Regions from separate parts of the Homo sapiens genome. Here region 2 is linked to region 1. A link is a loop called in an ENCODE intact Hi-C map of the cell type or tissue named here. Cell type or tissue: mammary epithelial cell. All regions are shown on one strand. Region 1 has its middle 29 kb from the start of BHLHE41. Region 2 overlaps SSPN (sarcospan).

Region 1 (5,000 bases):
CGCTGCAGACAGCGGTTCTAATCCTGGCTCTGGTATTTGTGAGCTACGTGATTAACGGTGACTTCTCTGAACTTGTATCTCCTCATCTGTGTAAACGGAAGTCATGTCTACTTCACGGAGTTCTGGTGTGAACTAAAGGAGATTATATTTGTGCATCTTAATCACATAAGGTGGCCAAAAAATATTAATTTTCTTACTCCTTTAGATATGCTTTCTTCCTTTTGTTCTTTGTCATGTCTTACTTTCATTCTAAGATTCTTTACCATCAAAGTTCTTTGAACTTTTCTTTCTCAATCCCCTCCCAATCTTCTTCATCATCTTTTCTCAGCCCTTTGAGCAAGCACTTCAGCTGAATGGTTACACACAGGAGCTTTTGTCTGAGAGAGGTGAGATTCAGAACTCAGATCCTCTACCTGCCAGCTCTATCACAAGGAAACTTCTGACTTGCCCTGTTCACTGGGGCTAACAACAGGGCTCACCGCACAGGTTGCTGTGGTAACAATGCAATGGTACCTGGGAAAAGCTTAGCAAAGTGGGCTTCATGTGCAATAAGTGGCCATTAATGTTAGCTCTATTTTTTGTCCCCCTGATTCATTATTAAATCTTGCTCTTTCCTTCACATTTATCATGAATGATTTGCCTTCATGTTCTTCTAACTTCAAATTTCCTCTTTCAGATTAACTCTTCCTCTTTCCGCCAAATTACTCTCTGGCCTACACACATATTAACAAAACCAACCAGTGGTCATCAGTCTATTACTGAGGTGCCTAAAGACTCTTTTTTAAATGTTAATATACCTATTGCTTTTGAGGCTTTCAGGTTGTGTGCCATTACCATTTAAGGGTAACGTGAGGGTCACTTTTATGTTGTTGAAGGTTTGATGATCTTTCGCTCTTTTCCTCTGTCCACAACACCATCCCCTTCCATTTTCAGATACGTGCTCCCATCTTTGTCATCTGCGGCCCTCCTTTCTGTGTTGGTAATTGTTTCTTCTTTAATTTTCACCCTCTCATCTTCTAATTCACCTTTCCCTGATTAGTCTGGACAAGTAACTTTAACTTGTGATTCACTATTATTTCATTTACCCAATTTAAGAAGAAAGAGGTGTTACCCAATGGCCTTTCTGTATACCACGAATACACTAGTTGTAACTTTAAAAGCAGCCAACTGACAAGTTCTTCTCATTTGATATTCATAGAACATGGTTTTGCTTTTTTTCCCCTAAAAAGTCGATATTCAATAAAGAATAGATGTCCTCTAGTAGTCTGATAGAGATCTAGATATCACTCCTAATACAGTTTCCCATTATAAAAATTAATCTATCCTGAGCTCCACAGATTGTTTTCTCTGTCATTACACTGTCATGCCCAGCTTCCTCACCATACACTACCATCACCATCCCTCAAACCCTGGGCCCAAACCCCACTACTTTCTCATATAATTCTGGTCCAGGATCTGATGTGGCACCATGTTACTGGGCCCAATTCTACTCTGCCCTAGACCTCTCTGCCCCTTAATCTGCATTCTGATCATACACAAACAGAAAACACTCCAGAAGATTCATATTAACAATAATCGAATGTACAGTAGATACTGGGTTCTCAGCTGAAATGTTTACCTACTTATCTCAGTTAATCTTTATAGGTACCATTTTATTCCCATTTTATAAATTAGAAAGGTTAAGTAACTTCCCCAAAGTCCCTTAATTAGTCATTCCCTAAGTCATTTAACTAGTGCCAGAACCTGAAGCCACATTTGTCTGATTCCAAAGCCTGTCTCCTTTCTGCTTAGTGCCCCTTAAGAGGAATTGGTGAAGGAGGCAGGGAGGATCCCCCTGAAACTCTACAGAGTTTCACCAAGGCCCTGCTGCTAAGATTTCAGGTGTCATACTCTAATGCAGTGTTGATCTGAACATGGAAATCTATCTTGCATCTATAGGTTGTTGCTCAGTGCAAGGCTCTGAGCTAGGTACTCTGTGCAATGGTGAATAACACACATGGTCTGTCCTCAAAAAGCTCACTGTAGAGTAAAGCAGCTTGGTATTCCAGATCAACCGAGGGTGAGTTACAGAAAATCTTCATGAACCCTGTCATCTTTTGACATATCAGGGACCTAAATGAAAAGTGAAAAATATAGAAATGGGCCTTTTCATAGTACCTTTTTGAGCAACTGCTCGGGTTCAAGAGAAATATGCCCAAGATAAGGTTTTTGCCATAGGTTTTTTTGCACATATCTGCTCTAAATGTAACCACTACAAAAGCAAAGGATGAAAGTCTTTCTGAGGCTACTCCAAGTTTTTCCACAAGGGGTACCCCATGACTGAGTTCTTTCATTGAGCAGAACAAATGTTCAGAGGCACTGGACTTCCTTGCCTTTGGCTGCTTCAGGAATCGTAGCTCATAGTTCTGTTTCTGGGCTCATCCATCAGGAGGGACCATAAGGTACTAGTTCTCCCAACTTAGACTTTACTATGAGAGCTAAGCACACCCACAATATTCCTGATGATTGGGACCACTGGGATATCAGCTACTCAGCACTCAAGAAGGACCAGAACCCAGAATTCGTGGAAGACCTTGCAGACATGCAACAAGAGTCCAGAAGTTCCACCACCTACAAAAACGGTTGTGCCCTTCCAACCACACTGACTGCAAGCCTCTGTAATCACATTTTCTAAAAATAAACCAAGGCTCAGAATGGTGTCACCGCCAGTTCTTCTGTTTATTCATTATTCATTTATGCACACATTCATTCAAAAAATATTTAAGTACTTAGTGTGTGGCAGGCACTATTCTAGGTGATGGAACACAGCAGGGCATGAGTCATTCAAGGTCACTGCTCTCATGGAGCTCAAATTCCAGGAGAGGAGAAAGGAAATAAGAAAACAAATAGATAAAATACTCTTAGACAGTGATAGGTACTTTGAATACTCCAATAATAATGAAGATTATAATAATACTTCAATAAAAATGATGATGATAATATTAGCAGCGAAACTTACATAGATAGTGCTTAATAAGATCCAAGTAGGGTTCAAAGTGCTTTACATATATTAACTCGTTTGATCCTCACAACCCTATGAGAAATGTGTACTACAGCACTTCCATTTAACAAATGAGAAAACTGAGGTTTAGAGGCTAAGTAATTTGCCTGAGTTTCTGAGAACAAGGGAATATGACGGAGAGTGGTGATATGGGCAATGGGGCTTACTTTAGATAAAACAGGACAGACTTCTTTTAGGGGATGATACTTCAGCTAGAACCTGAACAATGAGAAGGAGCCAGCCTTGGAATGCTGTGGGGGAAGAGCACTCCTGGCAGAGGGAACAAGTGCTACGGCCCAGAGGCAGCTACACAACAGGTGTGTTTTAGGAAAATAAAGATGGCCAGCATGGCTGGAATGAAGTGCTAAGTCAGACAATGGCAAGATGAAGTTGGAAGGGAGGCTGCAGCCAGATAAGATAGGCCCTTACTGGGCATGGTAAGAGCTTGAGTCTTCTTCTAGGAACAACAGGAAGACGTTGAAGGGTTTAAGATGGGAAGTGATATGGTACATACATTTTAAAAATATGACTGCCTCCTGTGTGGAGAGTGGACTATGAGACACAGATAAGGAATGAACCAGGGAGAACAACTAGAGGCTATTGCAGGGATACAGGTGAGCAGTGAGGGTGATGAGAACAATTGTTGCAGTAGGGAAGTGGTCAAGATATGTTTTGGAGGTAGAGTCTGCATGATTGGCTGTTGGATTAAAATACAGTGATAAGGGAAAGAGAGATGGCATTTATAATTACTATGGTTTTACCCTGACATAGTGACTTCTAAGAGCCAGTTCTTAAATTTTCAGGAATTTTGCAAGACAGTTGCTAAACATAGCCATTATTAAAAATTAAATGTTATAAATTTATAATTAAATAAATTATATTAGGCAAAAGTAACGCATGCCTAAAACTTATCACTTCCTAATTGTTTTACTTATACTACATTTTTATTGTTATCTATGATCTTGAGGTTATTGATGGTTACATATCTGTTTGGTGGAAATATTACATAATGGTAAGCTGCTGCATATCTTTCCTGCAAGCAGTGGCCTCACATCGGTTGCTTTAAATTAGCCACGGTGGGAGTATTTACACCATGGAAAAGAGCAAATGTGACAGATCAGGGCTTCTTCACTTACTGTTTTGTTGATTGCCTAGAATGAAGAAAATGATGAGGGAAATGTCAATAATGCAGATTAGACTTAAAAGTGTATTGTCTTTGTAGTCACTGAATTATGAATAGCACAAAATATTGAGAAATTCTTCTTTCAGGATTCAAAAGTATTATCTGGTGTGACATCTCTTTCCCCTCCTTCTCTCTTTCAATCTAGGGACTAAGCATTATCCAAAAGCAATGGTTAAATTACCGCATTGGATGAGAAAAATTCTAGTTGCTTTGTTTTGTTTTTATTTTCTACCACGCAGGGGCACATGAGGAAGATTAGACCAGGTATGGACAAAATTTTAAGATATATTTTTTTTCTCCACATGTGGCATAGTGTGTTAGTAAATTCTGCAGCCCTGTTACAAAAAATTTGTACTAGATCCTCCTGGACCACGGTAACCTTTATGCATGCTGAGGGTCAGGTCTTGTCATGCATAGGTAAATTAGATCCTCTGCATGAGCTAAACTGCAAGCTCCATGGGGGCAGGGAGCTTTGTCTGTTTGTTCACTGATTTACTCCCAAGAACTCTGAATAGTGCCTGACACACACTAGGTATTTAGTGTTGAATGAATAAATGATTTGTTTTTCATTGCAATAGCAAAAAATGTATGTGAAAGGGTGCCTCAGAAAAGCTTAGGACCCAATTGAGGATTTTAAGGGGGCAGTTGTGCTGGGTAACAGCAAGAGAAAAATAACACAATGCATGTGATTTTTTTTTTATGGTTGAGAAGAGATCTAAATAGGGAAATAATGCCAGTTCTAATCTAAATATTTTGGAATGAACTGTAACTTCCTTC
Region 2 (5,000 bases), 73 kb before region 1:
AAGAGATGGAGTCTTGCTATGTGGCCCAGGCTGGTCTCAAACTCCAAGCCTCAAGTGATCCTCCCACCTCAGCCTCCCAAAGTATTGAGATTAGAGCCGTGAACCACTTCGTCTGGCCCTCAATATTTTCAGTGACTACATTTTATGCAAAAATTGGAGTTTTTAGCCTAAAAATATGGATTTATTTTGTAGAACCAATGGGGAAGAATATTTGAACAATTCTGGGTTGTTCTGAAATATTCAGGCTTGATTACTGACTTCAAACTCTTGGTGCCAAGAGCCAAATTAAACTGTCTTGACCATGTTCTGTGTGTGTGTGTGTGTGTGTACCCATCGTAGCTGTATTCCCAGTACAGCCAGCAGAGAACTGGGAACAGTTTGCTCTGGGAACAATGGTATATCTATGATTTTAACCAGGGAAGGCCCAGGTTAAAGTGATCATTTCCCACCTGGTAGTCATCTGCTTAGTAGAATGGCCCCAAATGGAGTTTTCTCTACCTGTTTTATCACCAACAATGGATGGAAGTTGGGGGCGGGGGTCTTGTGATAACCTTCCTACCTCTAACATACATACATCCTTAAATAGCAATTTCTTTTTTTTTTTTTTTGAGACAGAGTGCAGTGGCTTGATCTCAGCTCACTGCAACTTCTGCCTCCTGGGTTGAAGCGATTCTCATGCCTCAGCCTCCTGAGTAACTGGGACTACAGGTGTGTGCCACCACACCCAGCTAATTTTTGTATTTTTTTTGATAGAGACAGGGTTTCACCATTTTGCCCAGGCTGGTCTTGAACTCCTGACCTCAAGTGATCCTCCTGACTCAGCCTCCCAAAGTGCTGAGATTACAGGCATGAGCCACCGCACCAAGCTCCTTAGATAGCAATTTTCTGTAACATTTGTTGGGCAATATCTTGAAGCAATGACAATAATCCCTCATTCTCAATCTGCAAATAATTCAAATAGTTGAAAAAGATTTTACTCATTCATGATAGTCACAAAAATCCATTTGCTGAAAATGGGAATTTTGTCTATTTTTAAAAGATGACTTTTTGGCTCAGAGATTAAAAGATGTGCCCAAGACCATTTAACAAGTGCGCAGCAGTACTGGCTGATGATTAACAGCGTGAACCAGGGAGTCAGGTTCTCCCCTCACTAGCCATGGTCCCTGGGCAAATTCATCAATCCCTGTGCACCTGTACTTCTTCATCTGTAAACTTGGCATGATGATCATAATAGCACCTACTTCACAGGATAATTACAAGGATCAAAAGAGTTGATGTCTGTAAAGAACTTAGAACAGCGTCTGGTATACAGGAGCCTATTTAAGTATTTGTGAAATAATAAGCAAATTAGTAGGGATGGAAAGAGCTGCCAGTTCTGAGGACTGAGGATATTAATTCGACTGCTTTTGTCTTATTTTGTCATGTGGGAGTAACAATGCATTCTTGGCTTGTAGGAAGGATGTAAACATTTACACAAACACAGTGGTTGCTCAATTTTAATTAAACCGTTTATGCTAGAACCCAAAGAGAACATAAAGAAAAACCATGCCCCTTAGCTTCTCTGAGTATGAATAAATTTATATCGTGCGTATCTATCTCACACTTTAGTGACTCGGCTTCTCCCACTCCGGAAAGCATCAGGCCAAGTAAACTAGAGAAAGCCACGGAATCAAGTTTCTTATCCATTTTAAGACATAAATATATACTCGATCCCCCCTAAAGCCTGCAGGCTTTATCTGCAGCGCTGTGGCATTTTTCCTTCATGGCTTTTAACTCATCTGACAGCAACAAGCTTCTGGGTTAGAATCTGTAATTTAAAATCAAGTGGCTTGTTTTACCTACATGGCACGAATACACTATAAGGAAGAGTGTTTACGATGACCTTGAGAATCCGAGCAAATATATCTTGATAAAAGCCCGGCGCGGGAGGCATCTGTCTTGCGGGTGTCAGCCCATCAGCCCGGCGCTGCGCAGCGGGCGGAGGCGCGGTGGCCCCGGGCGCTTATGTAACAGCAGCGCCCGGGCGCGTCTCCGCTCGCTCGCTGCCTTTAATTGGTACCCGGCCTGCAGCTTTCACGTTCGGTGACCTCGGGAGGAGGGTGTTTCTGCTCCAATTTAATTACCTTCCCCGGTGGCCTGAACGGGAAGGGCCCTTCTGCAGCGCACTGCTCGGGAGGAGGCTGCCGCAAGCAGCCCAGGGGCCTCCTGGATGTGGGCAGGAGGGAACGTGCCCTGGAATGTTTCCGCAGGCACATGCCCCCGACACGTTTCCGAACCTCCAGGGGAGCCCTGAGAAAGTCAGGCCACTAGGAAAGGCAGGAAGCGCGACCTGCAGCCGATGCCCAGCCAAGCCCAGAGGCAGAGAGGCAAAGCCCAGGGAGGAAAAAGGAACGCGCTGGTGGCATCGAGGGCCTGCGAAGGGACCCTACCCCCAATCCCCGAACCCCCAGAGGGCTGTCCCAGCTTGAGAAAAAAAAAAGAGCCCGTGGCTATTTTCTCTAAGCGAAAGGGAGGGTGCGTGTGTGTGCACGTGTGGACTACAATGAGACTGTCATCATGGCCCGTTTGCTTGTCCTGGCTATCTGGGCATTCAACAGGAGGAAATAAATCCTCTAACAAAGCTTAGGCCAGGGTCCCGAGATGGGGGCACCAAAATGCGGCTATGCTGATGAGAAACGCCCTATGAAGATGCATGTTATGCCTTCGCCCCCCCAGTAGTGTGAGAAGCATAAGGGAAGTCAGCTGTCCCCTGTTGTGTCATTGGAAAATCTGGAGATGGGCTGAAGCTCACTTTCAACCTGAAGATAATGTAGCATGCAACCTTAGAGAGCTAGCAGCAAGCATCAAGAAAGGTCACGTTCAGGAGAAGAGGAAAGTGCCTCAGTATTTGCCAATGCCTGTCACGGGTGGAAAAAAAGAGGTAGCTAATGAGATCTTCCTAGTGGGGAATCCTCAACCTGGCTGACATTGGCAGTGACTTTTTTTTTTTTCTATTTTTTTTCTCTTACTCCCTATTTTAACTAAGGTGCAGATGCTGAGATGGCATTGGGGTCTCTCTTAAGCTGATGCTTTTGACTCTGCTGTTTTCTGGGATCATCTGGGGGGAAAATGAGGGTATTTCACATAAACTAATAAAAACCTAGTTTGGGGTGTTCTTCAGCTACTGGATGAAGTTCTTGTAATTTAACAGGCCATTTCTTACTAAGCTTTCTGGCTTTTTTTTTTTTTTTTTTTTTAATCACCAAGCCTTGCTGTTTAGTCAAACCTCTCCAAACAAATAGTAAACATAGACTGATGTCTACTCTATCTGGCCTTCTTTCAAGGAAAGTCCTCAGACAGAAAAGTATAATTTCCAAATGAAGGCATATCCACCAAAATTCTAACTTCATCATTTAAAAAAGTAGTATCTATTAACTGTTTACTTAGAAAAGTTATAACTATTGGAGAACATTTCAAAATTAGAGAAAAACTGCAAAATGCAAATATAATCCCACCACTCATAGATAATTGTATTTTCTATGCTCATTAAGAGCTTTTATTTTTTCTGTAGGATAATATCATACATTTTGTGTAACCAGCTTTTTAAAATTAGTTATTATAATGTAAATGTTTGTATCTATTAATTACTTTTTATAGCATGATTTTAAAAGATATCATCCCTTTGCTTTTTTATGTCAACAGCTTCAATTATACTGGAATCTTCCAACACACCTTATTTTTTTCACCTTAGTAACTTTCAAATAATGTCATTCACTTACTTTTATGTCTGATGTTTTCTCATTGTAGTGAACAAAAAAATCCAGTTTTTATATGTTTTCTTGTAGAAGAAAAAACAATGTTAGTGGACCAAATTAAAAAAAAAAAGATTAAAGATAGCTTTGTATTATTTGCTATAGTAGTTGAGAGAAAATGAAGGAATTTGCTTTCTACTAGCTCTGATTGCTAAGTTCTATGTCTATGTCCTTATACTCTGAAAGGTAGTGTCTTTGCTTCCCTTTGGAGTAGATTCTGTTGTGCAGTGAAAATGCTGTGTACTTGAATTGGCTCCAGCCAAATGCACTGTCCCTAACAGAAAAAAGATACACACAAATGAAAGACACACACGCTTGCCAAACCACGCATATCCCATCACCCGTCCCCCACTTTGCCCTGAGAGTCTTGGCACAGAGCATTTGGATGCGCCCAATGTACTTTTTCTGTCTCAGTGATCCCACCTACAAGAGGAAATACACTTAGACTGCTTCATTATTAAAATATCCCAAATAACCCCCGAGATATGGAAGTGGGCACTGAAAGAGATACCTTTTTTCTGGCCAAGTGTTTTGTTGAACTGATGAATTTTCAATATTCCTTTTAAGGGCACTGAAGGACAGACTTCATATCCTCCAGGCCAACCCAGTTCATGGAAATTAAGACTTAAAAAAAAAATCAGCATTACCTTTGAGGTCTGGATCAATGCCCTCTTAAAACATTTTTTGGCCTGCCTAAAAATGCAATTTCTAGACTAATCAGATATGCAACCCCTTAAGAAGGCACTCCTTTATTTTGTACTTGGATTTCTTTCTATGTGATGATAAAAGAGAAAGAACAATCACAACTTACTTTCATAGAAAATTGAATACATGTCCGTTCGTCAACCTGATATGAGACACAAAGCATAAACAAGCCAAGATAGGCCACTAAGCAGACCTGCAAGGGAGAACACAGAAGAAAGGATGTTATCAGGGTACGTTGTGCGTTCAAATGACATCAGTCTCAGTATCTTCCTGCAGTCACATCCATGTTATAAAGCTGTCCGTTTCTTTTACTTATCTTTATGTACTGTGTTTTTCTTTCAACTGGTGGAAAACCACTTTAAAATTAGTAAAAATCAATTGATTTCCACTTAGCCAGCATTTACTAAGTTCTTTTGATATGCCAGGTGCTATACAAGATCCTTCAGAGTATATGACGATGAATAAAGTTTACTCAGTGTTCATCAGTTTACAATCCGGTGAAAG

What was found. Hi-C counts contacts between places; a loop is a spot of excess contacts. Peaks named below come from ENCODE experiments on the same cell type or tissue, not always from the same donor. Only the 100,000 strongest peaks of a DNase experiment are listed, where the experiment ranks them.
Region 2: it touches region 1 in a loop (7-fold over the local background); 2 of 110 quality-filtered maps call a loop at or near these places.

Annotation. Positions count from the first base shown.
Region 1 is chr12:26,151,304-26,156,303 of GRCh38, reverse strand. It overlaps a transcript of SSPN not described here. Among named protein-coding and RNA genes, the nearest start is that of BHLHE41, 29 kb to the right of the region's middle. In mammary epithelial cell, a CTCF peak has its summit at 2,318; a DNase peak (open chromatin) is centred at 2,673; H3K27ac peaks cover 734 bases.
Region 2 is chr12:26,223,982-26,228,981 of GRCh38, reverse strand. SSPN (sarcospan) reads right to left here. Exons shown (of 3, transcript NM_005086.5): 2 at 4,603-4,689. All of the region lies in intron 1 of SSPN-AS1 (SSPN antisense RNA 1), which reads left to right. Among named protein-coding and RNA genes, the nearest start is that of SSPN, 31 kb to the right of the region's middle. RefSeq lists an enhancer at 2,099-2,734. In mammary epithelial cell, no CTCF peak of the experiment used is centred here; a DNase peak (open chromatin) is centred at 2,201; H3K4me3 peaks cover 677 bases; H3K27ac peaks cover 1,176 bases.